Linked DNA regions of Homo sapiens: region 2 is linked to region 1. Evidence: read pairs that join two places in POLR2A ChIA-PET (ENCODE). Cell type or tissue: Panc1. All regions are shown on one strand. Each heading gives the region's core, and the rest is flanking DNA. Links, peaks and the distances in the headings are about the cores only. Region 1 has its middle 17 kb from the start of RIT1. Region 2 has its middle 21 kb from the start of AQP10.

What was found. Peaks named below come from ENCODE experiments on the same cell type or tissue, not always from the same donor. Only the 100,000 strongest peaks of a DNase experiment are listed, where the experiment ranks them.
Region 2: POLR2A ChIA-PET joins it to region 1 with 12 read pairs; 2 of 35 experiments call an interaction of 5 or more read pairs at or near these places.

Annotation. Positions count from the first base shown.
Region 1 is chr1:155,891,461-155,896,460 of GRCh38, reverse strand. It overlaps the pseudogene LOC124904686. Among named protein-coding and RNA genes, the nearest start is that of RIT1, 17 kb to the left of the region's middle. In Panc1, for the core only: no CTCF peak of the experiment used is centred there; DNase peaks (open chromatin) are centred at 2,630 and 3,420; H3K4me3 peaks cover 575 bases.
Region 2 is chr1:154,291,821-154,308,151 of GRCh38, reverse strand. It overlaps the pseudogene RNU6-239P and the pseudogene RNU6-121P. Among named protein-coding and RNA genes, the nearest start is that of AQP10, 21 kb to the left of the region's middle. In Panc1, for the core only: no CTCF peak of the experiment used is centred there; no DNase peak of the experiment used is centred there.

The sequences.
Region 1 (5,000 bases), core at 1-5,000:
GTCTCACTCTGTCGCCCAGGCTGGAGTGCAGGGACACCATCTCAGCTCAGTGCAGCCTCTGCCTCCCGGGTTCAAGTGATCTTTGTGCCTCAGCCTCCCAAGTAGCTGGGATTACAAGCATGTGCTACCACGCCTGGCTAATTTTTTGTATATTTAGTACAGACAGGGTTTCACCATGTTGGCCAGGCTGGTCTCAAACTCCTGGCCTCAAGTGATCTGCCCGCCTTGGCCTCCAAAGTGCTGGGATTGCAGGTGTGAGCACTGCACCCTGCCTATTTAACATTTTTGAATGGTCAGTAACTGTCAGTGTCCACTAGAAACAGGTACTGGAGGAGTGGCATTCCATTTTTCTTTCCGTCTCTTTTTTTTTTTTTTCTTCACTTGATTTAAAAAATCATTCCCCTGGTCGGGCACAGTGGCTCATGCCTGTAATCCCAGTACTTTGAGAGGCCAAGACAGGTGGATCACGAGGTCAGGAGTTCAAGACCAGCCTGGCCAAGATGGTGAAACCCTGTCTCTACTAAAGATACAAAAATTAGCTGGGCGTGGTGGTGGGCGCCTGTAATCCCAGCTACTCGGGAGGCTGAGGCAGAGAATTGGAATTGCTTGAACCCGGGAGGCAGAGGTTGTGGTGAGCTGAGATTGCGCCATTGCACTCCAGCCTGGGCAACAGAGCAAGACTCTATCTCAAAAAAAAAAAAAAATTGTTCCCCTCTTTGATTAAATTACTCATACTTAATGGCATTCCATTTTCTAATGTAACCTCTGTTAGAATAAGTAATGGAATTTCAGGTGAAGTATTTATAAGCCTCTTCCATGTATTAAGCACTGTTTTAAAGAGCTGTGAAGGATTCAGAGGAATATAGAATACGGGCTGGCATAGTGGCTCATGACTGTAATCCTAGCACTTTGGGAGGTGGAGGTAGGCAGTTTGCCTGAGCTTAGGAATTCGAGACCAGGCTGAGAAACATGGTGAGACCCCATCTCTACTGAAATACAAAACAAAAAAAAAATTAGCTGGGTGTGGTGGCCCACACCTGTAATCCCAGCTACTCTGGAGGCTGAGGCACAAGAATCACTTGAACCCAGGGGGCGGAGGTTACAGTGAGCCAGGATCGTGTCACTGCACTCCAGCCTGGGCAACAGTGAGACTCTGTATTTAAAAAAAAAAAAGTGTATATATATATTTTTTTTGTACATGTATATTGTATATATATATACACCAAAAATATATATATGTTATTCCTGCTCTGGAGCTTAGATAAAATTTATATATGTAGCCAGGTGCGGTGGCTCACGCCTGTAATCCCAGCACTTTGGGAGGCTGAGGTAGGTGGATCACGAGGTCAGGAGATCGAGACCATCCTGGCTAACATGGTGAAACCCATCTCTACTAAAAATACAAAAAAAATAGCCAGGCGCGGTGGCGGGCGCCTGTAGTCCCAGCTACTCGGGAGGCTGAGGCAGGAGAATGGTGTGAACCTGGGAGGCAGAGCTTGCTGTGAGCTGAGATCATGCCACTGCACTCCAGCCTGGGCAACAGAGCAAGACTCCGTCTCAAAAAAATAAATAAAATTTGTATATATAAAACAGCTAGAGGTCAGTCTTAAAGTAATAAGTCATATGCTTCAAACTGGAAATGTTATAGGAATTCAAAAAGGAAGGAATTAGTAAATGTAGTAGACTCCTAATAAGTCATTGGTAGTGTTATGCCTTTTCCAAACTCGTACAGAAATTTGAAATCTTGCCAGGCACGGTGGCTCATGCCTGTAATCCCATCACTTTGGGAGGCTGAGGCAGATGGATCACTTATGGTCAGGAGTTCAAGACCAGCCTGGCCAACATGGCGAAACCCTGTCTCTACTAAAAATACAAAATTAGCTGGGTGTGGTGGCATGCGCCTGTAATCCCAGTTACTTGGGAGGCTGAGGCAGGAGAATTGCTTGAACCCGGGAGGCAGAGGTTGCGGTGAGCCAAGATCGTGCCACTGCCCTCCAGCCTGGGCGACAGCAAGACTCCATCTCAAAAAAAAAAAAAAATTTTTTTTCAATCAACTTTTGTTTTTTAAGTTCAGTCTCCATAGAGATTGTCAAAAATTGCCAATGCCAGGGTATTGGGAAAAGTTTTCAATTAGCAATAATCATGCCTCATTGGCTATAATCCTGTCACTGTACAAAGCTGTCCAATCAACTTTTAAACATATGCCAGGCACAGGGCTCACGCCTGTAATCCCAGCAATTTGGAAGGCTGAGGTGGACAGATCACAAGGTCAGGGATTCAAGATCAGCCTGACCAACATGGTGAAACCCCATCTCTACTAAAAATACAACAAAAATTAGCCAGGCATGGTGGTACGCGCCTGTAATCCCAGTTACTCGGGAGGCTGAGGCAGGAGAATCACTTGAACCCGGGAGGTGGAGGTTGCAGCGAGCCAAGATTGCGCCACAGCACTCCAGCTTGTACGACAGAGCGAGACTCCATCTCAAAAACAAACAAACAAACAAAAAACCATGAGTTGGCCTTGAGACAAAACTACTGAAATGTTTTAGCTTTATCTAATAATGTTTGCTTAAAAAAAAACTCATGATGAGCAGCTTTTGGTTCAGTGCATACATTCCACAGCACACGTGATCATATCATGAAGTCACTCAGTTTTTTGAACAAAAGCTGCTGCAGTGGGGACATGTGTCATTTCCTGCCCTTCCTGGAGCTAGTTATTGCCAGAGTTTATTGCAGTTTTCTCTGAGCCAGAAGAAAAACTTTAGCTCCAAAACATCTCCCACAAAATGCTTTCCCTAGTTTCCTGGCAGAGGAGTGTGCAGGTGAGGGGGCAGAGGCAGAGAAATGTATGGCTTTTATGAGGATGGGTCCAAGTGCTCAATACACTGCAATCCAACATAAAATCTCTGCTGCCCAGGAAGGCATGTACATCAATCTAGTCAGCCAGAGAATTAAATTGTGCATTCCCACCCAAAACATTCTGGACACTCTTATTTTCATGTCCTTAGACTCCCGAAGAGAAATACATGGGTCTAGTTGCAACTAACACACACCTACCACCATCATCAAAAAACACAAAACCAAAACCGATCATTATACCAAACTTCTTTTGAAACTCCAACTCAGAATAAGTAGGAAGAAGAGACAGCCTTTTCAGGTTTGCTTTAAGTCTGCTTCCCAGACAATATTTTGTTCCCTGCCTGCCTGCCTTTCTTGGGTATCCGCTGCATGCCAAGCAATGTGTTGGCATTGGGAATTCAACAGTGAATTTAAAAAAAAGCTCACAGTTCTTAGAGTCTCAGTTCTTTTCAGTGGGCACCTCTAATTCTAACGTGCAAAATCTGACACAGATTTGGATTGAATGGTGGGAGAATGAGAAGGAGTAAGGGACACATAGCAATTTCAACTGCTTGGTAAACAATAACTAAATGTTAACTTGGAAAAAAGCCTGAGAAGAAGCTGATTTGATGTGAGTGAATGTAAATCATGAAAATATCCAGTTTCATCCGGGTGTGGTGGCTCATGCCTGTAAACTCAGCACTTTGGAATGCTGAAGTGGTACGGTCACTTGAAGCCAGAAGTTCAAGACTAGCATAGGCAACATAGCAAGACCCCCATCTCTACAAAAATTTAAAAACTAGCTGGGTGTGCTGGTGTGTGCCTGTAGTCCCAGCTACTTGAGAGGCTGAGGTGGAAGGATTGCTTGAGCCCAGAAGGTGGATGCTGCAATGAGCTATGATTGTGCCGCTGTACACCTGCCTGGGTGACAGTGTGAGACCCTGTCTCAATAGATAGATAGATGATTGATTGATAAATAGATAGATAGATAGATAGACAGACAGACAGATAGCTACATAGGCTGGGCGTGGTGGCTCACGCCTGTAATCCCAGCACTTTGGGAGGCCGAGGCAAGAGGATTGCTTGAGCACAGGAGTTCCAACCAGCCTGTCTCCACAGAAAATTTTTTTAAGTTAGCCAGGTGTGGTAGCACGTGTGTCGTGGTGGTGCATGCCTGTGATGCCAGCTACTCAGCTACTTGGGAGGGTGAGGTGTGAGGATTAACCAAGCCCAGGAGGCTAAGGCTGCAGTGAACCATGTCACTGCACTCCGGACTGGGCAACAGAGCAAGACCCTGTCTCAAAATGTAAATAAGAAGAAAGAAAATGAGTTTTTCTCCTTATGGCCCTGTCAGAGGCTTTCAATTAGATTGAGATTTAATGTACTGTCTGGGCATGGTGGCTCATGCCTGTAATCCCAACACTTTGGGAGGCTGAGGTGGGCGGATCACCTGAGGTCAGGAGTTCGAGACTAGCCTGGCCAACACGGTGAAACCCCGCCTCTACTAAAAATACAAAAATTAGCTGGGTGTGGTGGCACATGCCTGTAATCCCAGCTACTCGGGAGGCTGAGACAGGAGAATTGCTTGAACCTGGGAGGCAGCGGTTGCAGTGAGCTGAGATCAGGCCATTGCAATCCGGCCTGGGTGGCAGAGCAGGACTCTGTCTCAAAAAAAAAAAGTAGTATTTGAGGTGAACTAACCAGCTCCCCAGGCTTAGACACAAGACTTGCTCATGAATTCCCATACTTTTATTCAAAATTTTCTGTTAGCGCATCTAATCCTGGGCCTGTTGAGCCTTAGGACTTCCTTTAGGACTTTGTTTCCTGAAGGCCAAACAGAGTTTTGAGCATTTCTTAGAGGTGTCCAGAAGGTGGTATTGACCCTAGTATAGACAGTGTTAGGCAATTGGGATGTTCACCAGTTTGCCGTCTCGTAAAAGTTATACTAGTTAAGAATCGATATTTTCTCAGCTTTCTGAAAAATGATGCCCTATGTGTAAACTTACATTGCTCTTGAAGTATTCAAAGAAAAGCCCAGGCTGTTTGCCTTTTCAGACCACAAGGTATGGGGGATGGATGAGAGCAGTACTGGAGGCCCTTACTAGGTGGGCACTAGTCTTTTTTTTTTTTTTTTTTTGAGACGGAGTCTCACTCTGTCGCCC
Region 2 (16,331 bases), core at 7,007-12,006, 1.6 Mb after region 1:
AGGGCGTCTTAGTGAGTGGGGGAAGTCAGTGAGCCAGGAGTGCTGATAGGTCAGGTCAGAGATGAAATCATAAGGAGTCGAAGCTGTCTTCTTGTGCTGAGTCAGTTCCTGGGTGGGGGCCACAAGATCAGATGAGCCAGTTAATCGATCTGGGTGGTGCTAGTTGATCCATCAAGTGCAGAGTCTGCAAAATATCTCAAGCACTGATCTTAGGAGCAGTTTAGAGAGGGTCAGAATCTTGTAGGCTCCAGCTGCATGACTCCTGAATCATAATTGCTAATCTTTTTTTTTTTTTTCTGTCTTGCTCTGTCACCCAGGCTGGAGTGTAGTGGGGCAATCTCAGCTCAATGCAACCTCCACCTACTGGGTTCAAGTGATTCTCCTGCCTTACCTCCTGTAAAAATTGATTAGATCATGGCAGATGGCAGCAGTGTACCCCAAACTTAACCAAACAACAACCCCAATTGCAGTTGCTGTGTCCCACATGGTAACTTTGTAAAACAGTTTATTATAGCCCCCGGGTGTTGGTGTACGCCATTAATTTGGTTTGTGAATGTTATTTTCCATCCCAAATAGATCAGAAGGAGAATCAGAAGCAGGATCATTTGCATCCACATGGGAAGGACAACAATGTTTGTTTATGGGCTTGTCCCAAGATTATGTTTTTTTGTTTTGTTTTGTTTTGGAGATAGTCTCACTCTGTCACCCAGCCTGGAGGGCAGTGGCACAATCTCAGCTCACTGCAACCTCCGCTTCCTGGGTTCAAGCAATTCTCCTGCCTCAGCCTCTTGAGTAGGGGGATAACAGGTGCACGCCACCACGTCCAGCTAATTTTTGTAATTTTAGTAGAGATGGGGTTTAGTCATGTTGGCCAGGCTGGTCTCGAACTCCTAACCTCAAGTGATCTGCCCACCTTGGCCTCCCAAAGTGTTGGGATTAGAGGCATGAGCCACCATGTCTGGCCAGTTCTGCCTTCTTAACATTTTTTGTTTTTTGTTTTTGAGATGGAGTTTCGCTCTTGTTGCCCAGGCTGGAGTGCGATGGTGCAATCTTGGCTCACTGCAACCTCCGCCTCCCAGGTTCAAGCAATTCTCCTGCCTCAGCCTCCCAAGTAGCTGGGATTACAGGTGTACACCACCATGCCCAGCTAATTTTGTATTTTTAGTAGAGACAAGGTTTCACCATGTTAGTCAGGCTGGTCTCGAACTCCTGACCTCAAATGATCTGCCTGCCTCGGCCTCCCAAAGTGCTGGGATTACAGGCGTGAGCCACCATGCCTGACTCCAGGATTATGTTAACTCTCTGGCCCTTTGTCATAATATACTCTGAAGGCATCTTGACTACATGAACATTCTGAAGAACATCATATTAGCTCCAAAGCAAGCTTCAAAGCAAGTGGCCCAGTCTACTGTATATGTATAACATCATGCTAATCATACGGGAAGAGCAAGAAGTATCCTTGGAAAGATACATGTATTCAGAGAGTGGGAAATAAAACCCTGCAAAGTTTCAGGAAATTTCTACATTGGTTAAGTTTTTAGAGGTCCAGTGGTCTGAGACATGCTGGGATATCTATCCAAAGTCAAGGTCAGATATTGCATCTCATGCCTCCCACCACTAAGAAAAAAAGAAGTGCGATGCCAATCTTCTTAGGACTCTGGAGCAATATTTCACAGTTAGGAATACAACCCTGACCAATTTACTAGCTGACACTGAAAGACATCAACTTTGAGTGGGGCCAAAAGCAGAAAAGGCCTCTGCAGCCTTGTGACCTAGCAGAACGTAAGAGACTGGAATGTCTGTGGTTGGAGAAGATGTTGGTTTTGGTTTGGCAAGCTCTCAGAGGAGAATCATAATGTAGGCCCCTGAAGCTCTGGAGCAAATCCATGCCATCTGCAGCAGGAAAATACCCACCACTTGAAAAGCAGCTCTTGAAATGCTCCTGGGCTCCGGTAGAGACACAGAACCTGACTATAGGACATCAAGTAACCAAGTGGCCAGAACTAACCATCAAAAGCTGGGCTCTGTCAGATCCTCCATGTCATTAGGAAGAGTGGGCCCAGCAAGAACATATTGTGGCGACAGAGTGAGACCCTGTCTCAAAAAACAAAACAAAACAACAACAACAACAAAAACATTGTAAGATAGAGGTGGCATCTTTGATATCAGGCATAAGCAGGATCAGAGGGCAAAGCAAGCTTCAAAGCAAGTGGCCCAGACTCCCAGGTCACTCAGCAGTGTTGCACTGACATCTCTCTTCAGCTCTCACCTATGGCCCTGTCAGGGATCCCTGTGACTTGCTGACAGGGAAGGCAAAAGCCCAAGCTTTGCTCACAGATGGATTGGCATGGTAAACGGGGAAAAGCCAAAAAAGAGAATCCTGCTGCATTGCAGCCTCACTCAGAAGCAGCTCTGGAAGATAGTGGTGAGGGGAAATCCTTCCAGGGACAAAGATTTGGACAGTATATCTGGTCATCCCCTTTGTGTGGAAAGAGAAGTAGCCCTACATGAGAATATTCACATGGGCAGAATATTCACACAGTCACATAGTCAGTGGCAAATGCCCCGGTTGGTTCGTCAAGGGCTTGAGAAGAAAGAGTGAAAGAACAAGGACAAAAAGGTCTGAGAGCCAGGGCATGGTGGCACACGCCTGTGGTCCAGCTTGGGAGGCTGAGGTAAGAGGATTGCTTGAGCCCAGGAATTCAAGGCTTCAGTGAGCTATGATTGCAGCCCTGCACTCCAGTCTGGGCAACAGAGTGAGACTCTGTAACGATAGGAGTGGTCTTGAAGTGTACGATCTTTGTACAACATGTTATGCCCACCAGAGAGCATCCATTACAAAGGAAGCATTGAACAGATAAGTAGACAGAATGACTCAGCCATTGTCATCAGCCACCCCAGCTCTGAACAATGGGTACAATGAATGGAGTAACTGGTCGTAGAGATGGAGGTGATGCATGGGCCCACCAGCATGAGCTCTGTGATGACTAATTTTAGGTGTCAACTTGACTGGATTGAGGGACGCCTCCATGGCTGGTGAAGCATTGTTTCTGGATATGTCTATGAGGGTGTTTCCAGGGGAGATTGACATATGAGTCAGTAGACTGAGCTTTAAAATCCCCTCTTCTTCTCTCTCTCTCTCTCCCTCCAGTATATCCTATTGGTTCTGTCTCTCTGGAGAACCCTGACTAATACAAACTCCTACTCACCAAGGCTGAAATAGCTATGGCTGCTGCCAGTGTTCAATCTGTCATTAATAAACGCCAGGGCTAAGCCCCCATATGGTTCTATCCCACGAGAAGAACAAGCAGCCGTTCAGGGACAAGTTGATGACATTATACCCCACCACCTTTGACTGAAATTGACACGTATTCTGAATATAGGTTTGCCTTTCCTGCCCATAGGGTCTGCCCGTAACTAGTACCACTCTCCAAGGACTTACAGAGTGTTTGATCCATCAACATGAAGTCTGGCCGGGCACGATGGCTCACACCTGTAATCCCAGCACTTTGGGAGGCTGAGGCGGTTGGATCACTTGAGGCTAAGAGTTTGAGATCAGCCTGGCCAATGTGGTGAAACCCCGTCCCTACTAAAAATACAAAAATTAGCAGGGCATGGTGGTGCGCACTTATAATCCCAGCTACTTGGGAGACTGAGGCAGGAGATTTGCTTGAACTTGAGAGGCAGAGGTTGCAGTGAGCCAAGATCATGCCAATGCACTCCATCCAGGGCCACACAGTGAGACTCCAACAACAATAACCAAAAAAAAAAAAAAAAAAAAAACATGGAAAACAATGAAATCTGAATTACATTACTCTAAAAGATCAACATTACAGCAGTGGGGATATGGCAGTGGGCATGTGACAAAAGGATCTACTGATCTTTCTTTTTTTTGAGATGGAGTCTCTGTTGCCCAGGCTGGAGTGCAATGGCACAATCTCAGCTGACCTGCTACCTCCACTTCCCAGGTTCAAACAATTCTCCTGCCTCAGCCTCTCAAGTAGCTGGGATTACAGGCACCCGCCACCACGCCTGGCTAATTTTTGTATTTTTAGTAGAGACAGGGTTTCACTATGTTGGCCAGGCTAGTCTTGAACTCTTGACCTCAGGTGATCTGCCTGCCCCCAAAATGCTGGGATTACAGGCATGAGCCACTGTGCCAAGTTCTTTTTTTTTTTTTTTTGAGACGGAGTCTCACTCTGTCACCCAGGCTGGAGTGCAATGGCGCGATCTCGGCTCACTGCACACTCCGCCTCCTAGGTTCAAGCGATTCTCCTGCCTCACCCTTCTGAGTAGGTGAGATAACAGGCGCATGCCACCAAGCTTGGCTAATTTTTGTATTTTTAATAGAGACAGTGTTTTGCCATGTTGGCCAGGCTGGTCTCGAACTCCTGACCTCAAGTGATCCACCTGCCTCGGCCTCCCAAAATGTTGGGATTACAGGTGTGAGCCACTGTGCCTGGCCTTTTTTTTTTTTAGATGGAGTTTTGCTCTTGTTGCCCAGGCTGGAGTGCAGTGGCGCGAACTTGGCACACTGCAATCTCCACCTCCTGGGTTCAAGTGATTCTCCTGCCTCAGCCTCCTGAGTAGGTGGGATTACAGGTGCGCGCCACCGTGCACAGCTAATTTTTTGTATTTTTGGTAGAGATGGGGTTTCATCATGCTGGCCAGGCTGGTCTCGAACTCCTGACCTCAAGTGGTCCACCCACCTCGGCCTCCCAAAGTGCAAGGATTACAGGCATGAGCCACTGCGCCCAGCCTTGTTTTTTAAATTAAAGACAGTCTTGCTCTGTCAGCCAGGCTAGACTGCAGTGGCGTGATCATAGCTCACTGCAAGCTCAACCTCTTGGGCTCAAGCAATCCTCCTGTCTCAGTCTCCTAAAGTGCTGGGATTACAGGCGTGAGCCTCCATGCCTGGCCAGGAAGAATACTTTGGCATTCAGGTCATCCACTGGGATGCCTCTTGGTGCTACTGTGATCAATTCTAACAGTAAATAGAAAAGAATTCTAACAGTAAATAGAAAAGTATAGCAGCCACATGGTAACCAAAGGCACTCTCAGGATTTAGGGTCTGGGTCACTCTGCTACCCAGCTCTCTAGACCAGCAGAAGTGCTAGCCAAAGGTGAGGAGAATCTGGCATTAGTGGTACAGGAGGGGATAATGAGAAGTTCTTAGAACCTCAAAACTAATTGCAGCAGTAAAAAGGCTATAAACTTTTCCACTTAATCCTTCTCTCAAAGTTCCCCCAGGAAATGAAACCAATCAGAACGCTATAGATGCTTTTCCCCAACAGGGCAAACTAACTATAAGAAGAATGAATTGGGTCGGGCGCGATGGCTCACGCCTGTAATCCCAGCACTTTGGGAGGCCGAGGCAGGTGGATTACCTGAGGTCAGGAGTTCAAGACCAGCCTGGCCAACATGGTGAAACAACATCTCTACTAAAAATACAAAAAAAAAAAATTAGCTGGGCATTGTGGCTTATGCCTGTAATCCCAGCTACTCAGGAGGCTGAGGCAGGAGAATCACTTGAACCCGGGAGGCAGAAGTTGCGGTGAGCTGAGATTGCACCATTGCACTCCAGCCTGGGCAACAAGAGCGAAACTCCGTCTCAAAAAAAAAAAAAGAAAATTTAGCTGGGCGTGGTGGTGCACGCCTGTAATCCCAGCTACTCCGGAAGCTGAGGCAGGAGAATCGCTTGAACCTGGAAGGCAAAAGTTTCAGTGAGCAGAGATTGTGCCACTGCACTCCAGCCTGGACGGCAGAGTGAAACGCTGTCTCAAAAAGCAAAAAACAACAACAACAAAAAGAAGAATGAATCATGCGGTGGCTCGCGCCTGTAATCCCAGCACTTTGGGAAGCTGAGGCGGGTGGATCACGAGGTCAGGAGTTCAAGACCAGCCTGGCCAAGATGGTGAAACCCCATCTCTACTAAAAATACAAAAAAATTTAGCCGGGTGTGGTGGCAGGCGCCTGTAATCCCAGCTACTTGGGAGGCTGAGGTAGAGAATTGCTTGAACCCAGGAAGCAAAGTTGCAGTGAGCCAAGATCGCCCCACTGCACTCCAGCCTGGGCGACAGAGCGAGACTCTGTCTCAAAAAAAAAAAAAAAAGGATCTGAGTAGTGCAAGTGGTAAACTGTAGAAAACACCGGTGTTTCACCCAGATTCCCTTTCTAGGATCATAAGCCTACTCCCCAGCTGCTAGGAATATCAGCCACTGATGGCCCACCGCTGCCTCCCTCACTGGACATTACCATCAGCCACAGGAAATTGTTTTGACCTTTCTTTCCTGCAGCCAATGATTGGCTAATGCAGTGACACAAAATCATGGTCCCTTTGCCTTCATTTGGGACAGCTCTGAAAAATTATCTTCATTCCAGGGCTGTCTGTAAAATCCAAGGATCAGTTAAGGTTCTGCTGCAACCACATTGTGTGTCAGCTACTCCCTCTGCTCAATTCTGCCTTCTTAACTTAAAAAAAAATTTTTTTTTCTGCTGGGTGTGGTGTCTCATGCCTGTAATCCCAGCACTTTGGGAGGGTGAAGTGGGTGGATCATTTGAGGTCAGGAGTTCGAGACCAGCCTGACCAACATAGTGAAACTCTGTCTCTAATAAAAATACAAAATTAGCCAGGTGTGTTGGCGCATACACCTGTAATCCCAACTACTCAGGAGGCTGAGGCAGGAGAATCACTTGAACTCAGGAGGCAGAGGTTGCACTGAGCCGAGATCGCACCACTGCACTCCAGCCTGGGTGACAGAGCATGACTGTCCCCCGCCACCAAAATTGGTTTTTAAAATATTTTCTTCCCTCAGAGATCCCTGTTCTGAATGTTTTTATTTATTTATTTATTTATTTATTTATTTATTTATTTATTTGGTAGATATGGGGGTCTCACTATGTTGCCCAAGCTGGTCTTGAACTCCTGATCTCAAGTGATCATCCCACCTCAGCCTCTCAAAGTATTGGGATTACAGGCAGGAGCTGCCACACCCAGTCTGACTTTTGATATTCTTTAACCTGAAAGACTCAAGGAGGGTGGCTAATGGTACAAAGTGTGTGGGTTGGAAAAACTAAATGTCTTAGATTGGTTCTCCCTGGAAACAGGCCCTGATATGGAGAGTTCCATGTAGAAGGTTTATGTGGCAGTGATCTTCAGAGATACACTTGTGAAGAAGTAAAGTGGCTGGGCGCGGTGGTTCATGCCTTCCATCCCGGGCGTGAGAATCACTTGAGCCCAGGAATTCGAGACCAGCCTGGTCAACATAGTGAGACATACCCCCATTCAGGCCTGGCTCTTTTATTCTTCTTTTTCTGGTAAAGGAATAAAAGAATGGCTACTCCATAAGCAGAGCAGCCCCGGCTCTTTAACAAAAAACAACAAACACATTTAGGGCTGAGTGCGGTGGCTCAAGCCTGTAATCTCCACACTTTGGGAGGCTGAAGTGGGAGGATCACTTGAGGCCAGGAGTTCAAGACCAGCCCCCTGGACAGCATACTAAGACCCCCATCACTACAAAAAAAAAGAAAAAAAAATCAAAAGGAAAGAAAAGAATATCAAAAGTCACCATATACGGCTGGGTGCCGTGGCTCACGCCTATAATCCTAGCATTTTGGGAAGCCAAGGTGGGTGGATTGCTTGAACTCAGAAGTTTGAGACCAGCCTGGGCAACATGATGAAACCACGTCTCTACAAAAAATACAAAAAATTAGCCAGGCATGGTGGAGCATGCCTGTAGTTCCAGCTACCTGGGGAGCTGAGGTGGGAGGATCACTTGAGCCCAGGAGGTCGAGGATGCAGTGAGCCAAGATCTCGGCCACTGCACTCCAGCCTGAGTAACAAAGTGAGAGCCTGTCTCAAAAAAAAAAAAAAGTCACCATATCCTGCATCGAGATCTCTCCCCTGTCACTTTGAAAAAGAAGAAAAAATTGGTTTTATTTTCATAGTTTCTAAAGTAATATGTGCTTATTATTCTTATACCACATACTCATGTTTCCAGGTAGAAGAACTTCTATTAGACCTTTTTTTTTTTTTTTTTTTTGAGACAGAGTTTTGCTCTGTGTCATCCAAACTGGAGTGCAATGGCGTGATCTCAGTTCACTACAACCTCTGCTTCCCAGGTTCAAGCAGTTCTTCTGCCTCAGCCTCCCAAGTAGCTGGGATTACAGGCACCCACCACCATTCCCAGCTAATTTTTTTTGTATTTTTAGTAGAGATGGGGTTTCACCATGTTGGCCAGGCTGGTCTCAAACTCCTGACCTCAGGTGATCCACCCGCCTTGGCCTCCCAAAGTGCTGAGATTACAGGCATGAGCCACTGTGCCTGGCCTAGACCAGTTTTTAAAACCAGGAATACTACTATCTCATAGGGAGAATTTTGAAAATTTGTAAGGCCAGGTGTGTGAGTACACGCCTGTAAATCCAGCACTTTGGGAAGCTGAGGTGGGCAAATTGCTTGAGCCCAGGAGTTTGAGACCAGCCTGGGCAACATGGCAAAAGCCCTTTTCTACAAAAAATACAAAAATTAGCCAGGCATGGTGGTGCATGCCTGTGGTCCCAGCTACTCAGAAGGCTGAGATGGGAGAATTGCTTGAACCCAGAAGGTTGAGGCTGCAGTGAGCCGAGATCACGCTGCTACAATCCAGCCTGGGCAACAGAGACCCTGTCTCAAAAAAAAAAATTGTAGTCAGAATTTTTGTCAATGTTGTTTCACAATGGGTGGGAAAGGGGCAGTAATTCTTACATTTAGTAGTCAGAGTCCAGATATTCTAAACATTCTGCAAGACACGCAACAAAGACTTGTTCTATGTATGTCCTACATGACTTTAGAATGTCCTACCATAGTGCATATAGGTGAAAAACTTGTTTATAATTATATGATCTCAGAATGTGACTCTTTTTTGTATATAAATACAAAGTAATTTTAGCAGATTTTTTTTTTCTTTTTTTTTTTGAGATGGAGTCTCACTCTGTCACCCAGGTTGGAGTGCAGTGGTGCGATCTCAGCTCACTGCAACCTCTGCCTCGCGGGTTCAAGCGATTATCCTGCCTCAGCCTCCTGAGTAGCTGGAATTACAGGTGCCTGCCACCATGGCTGGCTAATTTTTGTATTTTTAGTAGAGACAGCGTTTCACCATGTTGGCCAGCCTGGTCTTGAACTCCTGACCTCAGGTGATCTGCTTGCTTCTGCCTCCCAAAGTGCTGGGATTATAGGCATGAGCCACCTTGCCTGGCCCTAATTTTAAAATTTTTTTGTGGAGATGGGGGTCTCCTTATGTTGTCCAAGCTAGTCTTGAACTTCTGAGCTCAAGTGATCCGCCCACCTCAGCCTCCCAAAGTTCTGGGATTACAGGCGTAAGCCACCACACCTGGCCTCTCTTTATCCTCTTATTTTGCTTTTTGTTTGTTTGTTTGTTTGTTTTGAGACAGAGTCTTGCTCTGTTGCCCAGGCTGGAGTGCAGTGGTGCGATCTTGGCTCACTGCAACCTCTGCCTCCCGGGTTCAAGTGATTCTCCTGCCCCAGGCTCCCAAGTAGCTGGGATTACAAGTGTGCGCCACCATGCCTGGCTAATTTTTGTATTTTTAGTAGAGACAGGCTTTCACCATGTTGGCCAGGCTGGTCTTGAACACCTGACCTCAGGTGATCCACCCGCCTCCACCTCCCAAAGTGCTGGGATTACAGGCTTGAGCCACTGTGCCTGGCCTGTTCTTTAAGTGTTGACATGATTTAGCAATAAAGCATCTGGACCTGGGCATTTTCTTGTGGGACGATTTTAAATCCAAATTCTTTTCCTTTTCCTTGGTATAGGTCTATTTGGATTTTCTTTTTTTCTTTCTTTAGTTAGCTTTGTTAATTTGTCTCTTTCTAGGGTTTTCTCCATATCATTTAAATTCCCTACAATTCCTTCCTTCCTTCCTTCTTTCTTTCTTTCTTTTTTTTTTTTTTTTTTTTTGACGGAGTCTCACTCTGCCGCCCAGGCTGGAGTGCAGTGGCATGATGTTGGCTCACTGCAGCCTCCACCTCCTGGATTCAGGCAATTCTCCTGCCTCAGCCTACTGAGTAGCTGGGACTACAAGCATTCGCCACTACGTCTGGCTAATTTTTTTGTGTTTTTAATACAGACAGGGTTTCACTATGTTGACCAGGCTGGTCTCAAACCCCTGACCTCATTTGATCTGCCCGCCTCGGCCTCCCAAACTGCTGGGATTACAGGCATGAGCCACCACACTTGGACAAGATGTCCCTTCTTTCATTCTTGATTTTGGTAATGTGTATGTTCTTTCCTCTTTTCTTGGGCAATCTAGCTAAAGATATGTCTGTTTTGTTGATCTTTCCAAATAACTAGTAGTATTACTCTATATATATAGTACATTTGCTTTTATTTTTTCTTTTATTTACATGTAAAAATATGGAGTGCTTCACAAATTTGCATGCCATTCTTATACGGGAGACTGGCTAATCTTCTCTGAATTGTTCAAATTTTAGTATATGTGGTAGCCAATTGTCTTTAAACAAGTTGACCGTGATGTGTCTAGGTATTTGAGGTTTATTGAGATTCTTAGATGTGTAATGTTTTTCATCAAATTTGAAAAGTTTTTGGCTATTATTTTTTTTGTTTGTTTTTTGAGATGGAGTCTCACTCTGTCTCCAGGCTGGAGTTCAGTGACAAGATCTCAGTTCACTGCAATCTCTGCCTCCCAGGTTCAAGCGATTCTCCTGCCTCTAAAGTTTTTGTTTTCTATTTCATTGATTTTTCAGTCTGGCGTTTATTATGTTCTTTCTTCTATTTACTTTATGTTTGATTTACTCTTATTTTTCCAGCTTCTTGAAGTGAAAGATTGGATTATTGATTTTATTTTATTTTGTTTTTTATTTTTTTGAGGTAGAGTCTTGCTCTGTCACTCAGGCTGGAGTGCAGTGGTACAATGTCGGCCAGCTACAACCTCTGCCTCCCAGGTTCAAGCGATTCTCTGTCTCAGCCTCCCAAGTAGCTGGGATTACAGGCATGTGCCACCACACCCAGCTAGTTTTTGTATTTTTAGTAGAGATGGGGTTTCGGGTTTCGTCATGTTGGCCTGGCTGGTCTCAAACCCCTGACCTCAGGTGATCCACCTGCCTCGGCCTCCCAAAATGCTGGGATTACAGGCGTGAGCCACCATGCCCAGCCTAGATTATTGATTGTAGACCTTTCTTTCTTTCTACTAAAGGCATTTAAGCTACAAATCTTCTTCTAAGCATTGCTTTAGCTTTATCCCTTAAATCTTTCTTTTCTTTTTTTTTTTTTTTTTTTTTTTGAGACAGAGTCTCAGTCTGTCACCCAGGCTGGAGGCTAGAGTGCAGTGGTGCCAATTTGGCTCACTGCAACCTCTGCCTCCCGGGTTCAAGTGATTCTCATACCTCAGGCTCCCGAGTAGCTGGGACTACAGGTATGCACCATCATGCCCAGCTAATTTTTTGTATTTTGTTATTTATTTATTTATTTATTTAGAGACGGAGTCTCGCTCTGTTGCCCAGGCTGGAGTGCAGTGGCAAGATCTCAGCTCACTGCAAGCTCTGCCTCCCAGGTTCATGCCATTCTCCTGCCTCAGCCTCCTAAGTAGCTGGGACTACAGGTGCCTGCCACCACACCTGGCTAATTTTTTGTATTTTTAGTAGAGACAGGTTTTCACCATGTTAGCCAGGATGGTCTCGATCTCCTGACCTCATGATCTGCCTGCCTCTGCCTCCCAAAGTGCTGGGATTACAGGCGTGAGCCACCGTGCCCAGCCTTGTTATTTATTTTGACATGGAGTCTTGCTCTGTTGCCCAGGCTGGAGTGCAGTGGTGTGATCTTGGCTCACTGCAACCTCCGCCTCCCAGCTTCAAGTGATTCTCCTGCCTCAGCCTCCCGAGTAGCTGGCATTACAGGTGCCCGCCACCACACCCAGCTAATTTTTTTGTAGTTTTAGTAGAGACGGGGTTTTGCCATGTTGGCCAGGCTGGTCTCAAACTCCTGACTTCAAGTGATCCACTTGCCTCGGCCTCCCAAAGTGCTGGGATTACTGGTGTTAGCCACCACGCCCAGCTAATTTTTTTTTGTATTTTTATTACAGTCAGGGTTTTGCCATGTTGGCCAGGCTGGAACTAGTTAATTTTTAAAAATTTTTATGTAGTGATGGTGCCTTGCCATGTTGTTCAGGCTAGTCTCAAACTCCTGAGCTCAAGTAGTCCACCTGCCTTGGCTTCCCAAAGTGCCGAGATTACAGGCATGAGCCACCACACATGGCCGTAATTTTCTTTCAGCTCTTAAAATATCTCATTCCATTGCCTCCTGGTCTCCATTGTTTCTGAAGAGAAGTCTGCCGTTAATTGTGTACTTCTTCCCCCATATTTGATGAGTCTTTTTTTCTTGCTGTCTGAAAGATCTTTTTTGTCTTTTTATTGTAATCACTTATTTTTAAATTCATTCTTCCATGCTCAGATTTTTTGTATTCATCTGTGTATTTAACACAGTAGTATTACTCTCTATATATAGTACATTTGCTTTTATTTTTTCTTTTATTTACATGTAAAAATATGGAATGCTTCACAAATTTGCATGCCATTCTTGTACAGGAGACTGGCTAATCTTCTCTGAATTGTTCGAATTTTTGTACATGTGGTAGCCAATTGTCTTTAAACAAGTTGACCGTGATGTGTCTATGTATTTGAGGTTTATTGAGATTCTCAGATGTGTAATGTTTTTCATCAAATTTGAAAAGTTTTTGGCTATTATTATTATTTGTTGTTTTTTGAGATGGAGTCTCACTCTGTCGCTAGGCTGGAGTTCAGTGGCAAGATCTCGGTTCACTGCAATCTCTGCCTCCCAGGTTCAAGTGATTCTCCTGCCTCAGCCTCCTGAGTAGCTGGGACTACAGGCACACACCCCTACACCTGGCTAATTTTTGCATTTTTAGTAGAGATGGGGTTTCACCATGTTGGCCAGGATGGTCTCAATCTCTTGACCTTGTGATCTGCCCGCCTCGGCCTCCCAAAGTACTGGGATTACAGGTGTGAGCTACACACCTGGCCTTTGTATTATTTTTTCAACTACTTTTTTCTGACCCTTTGTCTCCTCTCCTTTGGACATGTATTACATGTATATCGGCATGCTTGATGTACCACTGGCCTCTGAGTCTTTTTGTTTTCGGTGTTTTTTTGTTTTTGTTTTTTGGTTTTTTTGTTTCTTTTTTTGAGACAGTCTTGCTTTGTCACCCAGGCTGGAGTGCAGTGACATGAACATGGTCACTGCAGCCTTGACCACCCAGGCTCAAGCGATTCTTCTGCCTCAGCCTCCCAAGTAGTTGGGACTATAGGGGCACACCACCATATCCAGCTTACTTTTGTATGTTTTGTTGAGATAGGGTTTCATCATGTTGCCCAGGCTGGTCTTAAACTCCTGGGCTCAAGCAATCCATCTGCCTCAGCCTCTCAAAGTGCTGGGATTACAGGTGTGAGCCACTGTACCCAGCTGTTCACTTTCCTGCAATCATTTTTGTCTCTGTCATTCAGACTAGATTATTATTATTGATCTATCTTCAAGTTTATTAAATTTTTCCTCTGCTATCTTAAATCTGCTATTGGGTTCATTTAGTAAAATTTTCATTTCAGTTATTTTACTTTATAATTCTAGAATTTCTGTTTGATTCTTTTTTTATAGCTTCTATTTCTCTGTTGAGATTCCATATTTATTGAGTCATTGTTAAACATTTTTATTTAATTCCTTGAACATATTTATAATATGTGCTTTAAAGTCTTTGTCTGCCAAATTCAACTTCTGGGCCTACTCAGAGTCAGTTTTTATTTTTATTTATTTTTTTTTTTTTTGAGACAGAGTCTCACTCTATCACCCAGGCTGGAGTGCAGTGGTGCCATCTCGGCTCACTGCAAGCCCCGCTTCCCAGGTTCACACCATTCTCCTGCCTCAGCCTCCCAAGTAGCTGGGACTACAGGCGCCCGCCACAATGCCCGGCTAATTTTTTTGTTAGCCAGGATGGTCTTGATCTCCTGAGCTCGTGATCTGCCAGCCTCGGCCTCCCAAAGTGCTGGGATTACAGGTGTGAGCTACTGTGCCTGGACTCAGTTTTTATTTTGTTTTTTATTGTTTTTTTTTTTGGAGACAGAGTGTTGCTCTGTCACCCAGGCTGGAGTGCAGTGGAATGATCTCAGCTCACTGCAACCTCCGCCTCCCAGGTTCAAGCAATTCTCCTGCCTCAGCCTCCCCAGTAGCTAGGATTATAGGCGCCCACCACCATGCCTGACTAATTTTTGTATTTTTAGTAGTGACAGGGTTTCATCATGTTGGCCAGGCTGGTCTCAAACACCTGACCTCAGGTGATCCACCCGCCTCGGCCTCTCAAAGTGCTGGGATTACAGGCGTGAGCCACTGCACCCGGCTAGTTTTCATTGACTTTTAAAATCAGGATATGAGTTACTGTTTTTTAGGTTTCTTCGCATGTGTCATAATTTTTTTCTTGAAAACTGATCATTTTATCCTCTTCCTCCTCTAAAAAACTGGTCATTTTAGATAATAGACTGTAATAACTCTGGATTCTGTTGTATTTTTCCGAAAGGTGGTGATGCTGGTGATGCTGATGGGGTGTGTGTGTGTGTGTGTGTGTGTGTGTGTGTAATTTGGAGTTAAACCGTAGAGTCTGGATTCTATTGTATTTTTCTGAATGGTGGTGATGCTGGTGATGCTGATGTGTGTGTGTGTGTCATTTGTCTGGAGTTAAACTGTAGAGTCTATCATTCCACAGTGTGCAGCTGCTAATGTGTCTGCTCAGTTTTTATTCTCGTTTTTTTTGTTTGTTTGTTTGTTTTGTTTTGTTTTGTTTTGTTTTGTTTTGTTTTGTTTGAGATGGAGTTTTGCTTTTGTTGTCCAGGCTGGAGTGCAATGGCATGATCTTGGCTCACTGCAACCTCTGCCTCCAGGGGTCAAGTGATTCTCCTGCCTCAGCCTCCTGAGTAGTGAGTAGCTGGGATTACAGGCATGCACTACTATGCCTGGCTAATTCTGTATTTTTAGTAGAGACAGGGTTTCTCCATGTTGGTCAGGCTGGTCTTCAACTCCTGACCTCAGGTGATCTTCCCACCTCGGCCTCCGAAAGTGCTGGGATTACAGGCATGAGCCACCATGCCCGGCCATTTATTCTTGTTTTTAAAATTTTCCCACAGGGGTCAGGCATGGTGGCTCACCTTTAATCCCAGCACTTTTGGGAGGCCAAAGCGGCTTGAGCTCAGGAGTTTGAGACCAGCCTGGGCAACATACCAAGACCCCATCTCTACTAAAAATACAAAAACTTAGCAGGTAGTGGTGGCATGTACCTGTGGTCCCAGCTACTCATGAGCTGAAGTAGGAAGATTGCTTGCGACTGGGAGGCAGAGGTTGCAGTGAACCGAGATCATGCCACTATACTTCAGCCAGGGTGACAGAGTGAGACCCCTATCTCAAATAATAATAATAATAAATTTTTCCAGCCAGGTGCAGTGGCTCATGTCTGTAATCCCAGCACTTTGGGAGGCTAAGGTGGATGGATCACCTGAGGTCAGGAGTTTGAGGCCATCCTGGCAAACATGGCGATACCCCATCTCTACTAAAAATACAAAATTTAGCCGGGCATGGTGGCACCCAGCTATACTCTCAGCTACTCGGGAAGCTGAGGTAGGAGAATTGCTTGATCCTGGGAAGTGGAGGTTTCAGTGAGCCAAGATCGAGCCATTGCACTCCAGCCTGGGCGACAGAGTTAGACTCCGTCTCAAAAAAAAAAAAATGTTCCCTCAAGGATTAGAACAGGAATTAAAAGAAATTAAAGACTGTAGGCCGGTCGCAGTGGCTCATGCCTGTAATCTCAGCACTTTGGGAGGCTGAGGTGGGTGGATCACAAGGTCAGGAGTTTGAGACCAGCCTGGCTAACACGGTGAAACTCCATCTCTACTAAAAATACAAAAAAATTAGCCAGGCATGGTGGCGGGCACCTGTAGTCCCAGCTACTCGGGAGGCTGAGGCAGGAGAATGGCGTGAACCTGGGAAGCGGGGCTTGCAGTGAGCCAAGATGGCGCCACTGCCCTCCAGCTTGGGCAACAGAGTGAGACTCTGTCTCAAAAAAAAAAAAAAAATTAAAGACTGTGTAAGCAAAAACTCAGTTGTATGTAAGAAAACCCAATTCCCCCTTGAGGAACAGAAAGGGCTGGAGTCCTTTAAAATTAACTGCCTGTTTTTCTCTCTGTGGCTAGTGAGCCTTATCTCTCCATTTACCAGGCATTGTGAAGACTCTGTTTCTCTAGCTGTGCAGCTGCAAGGTCACTAGAC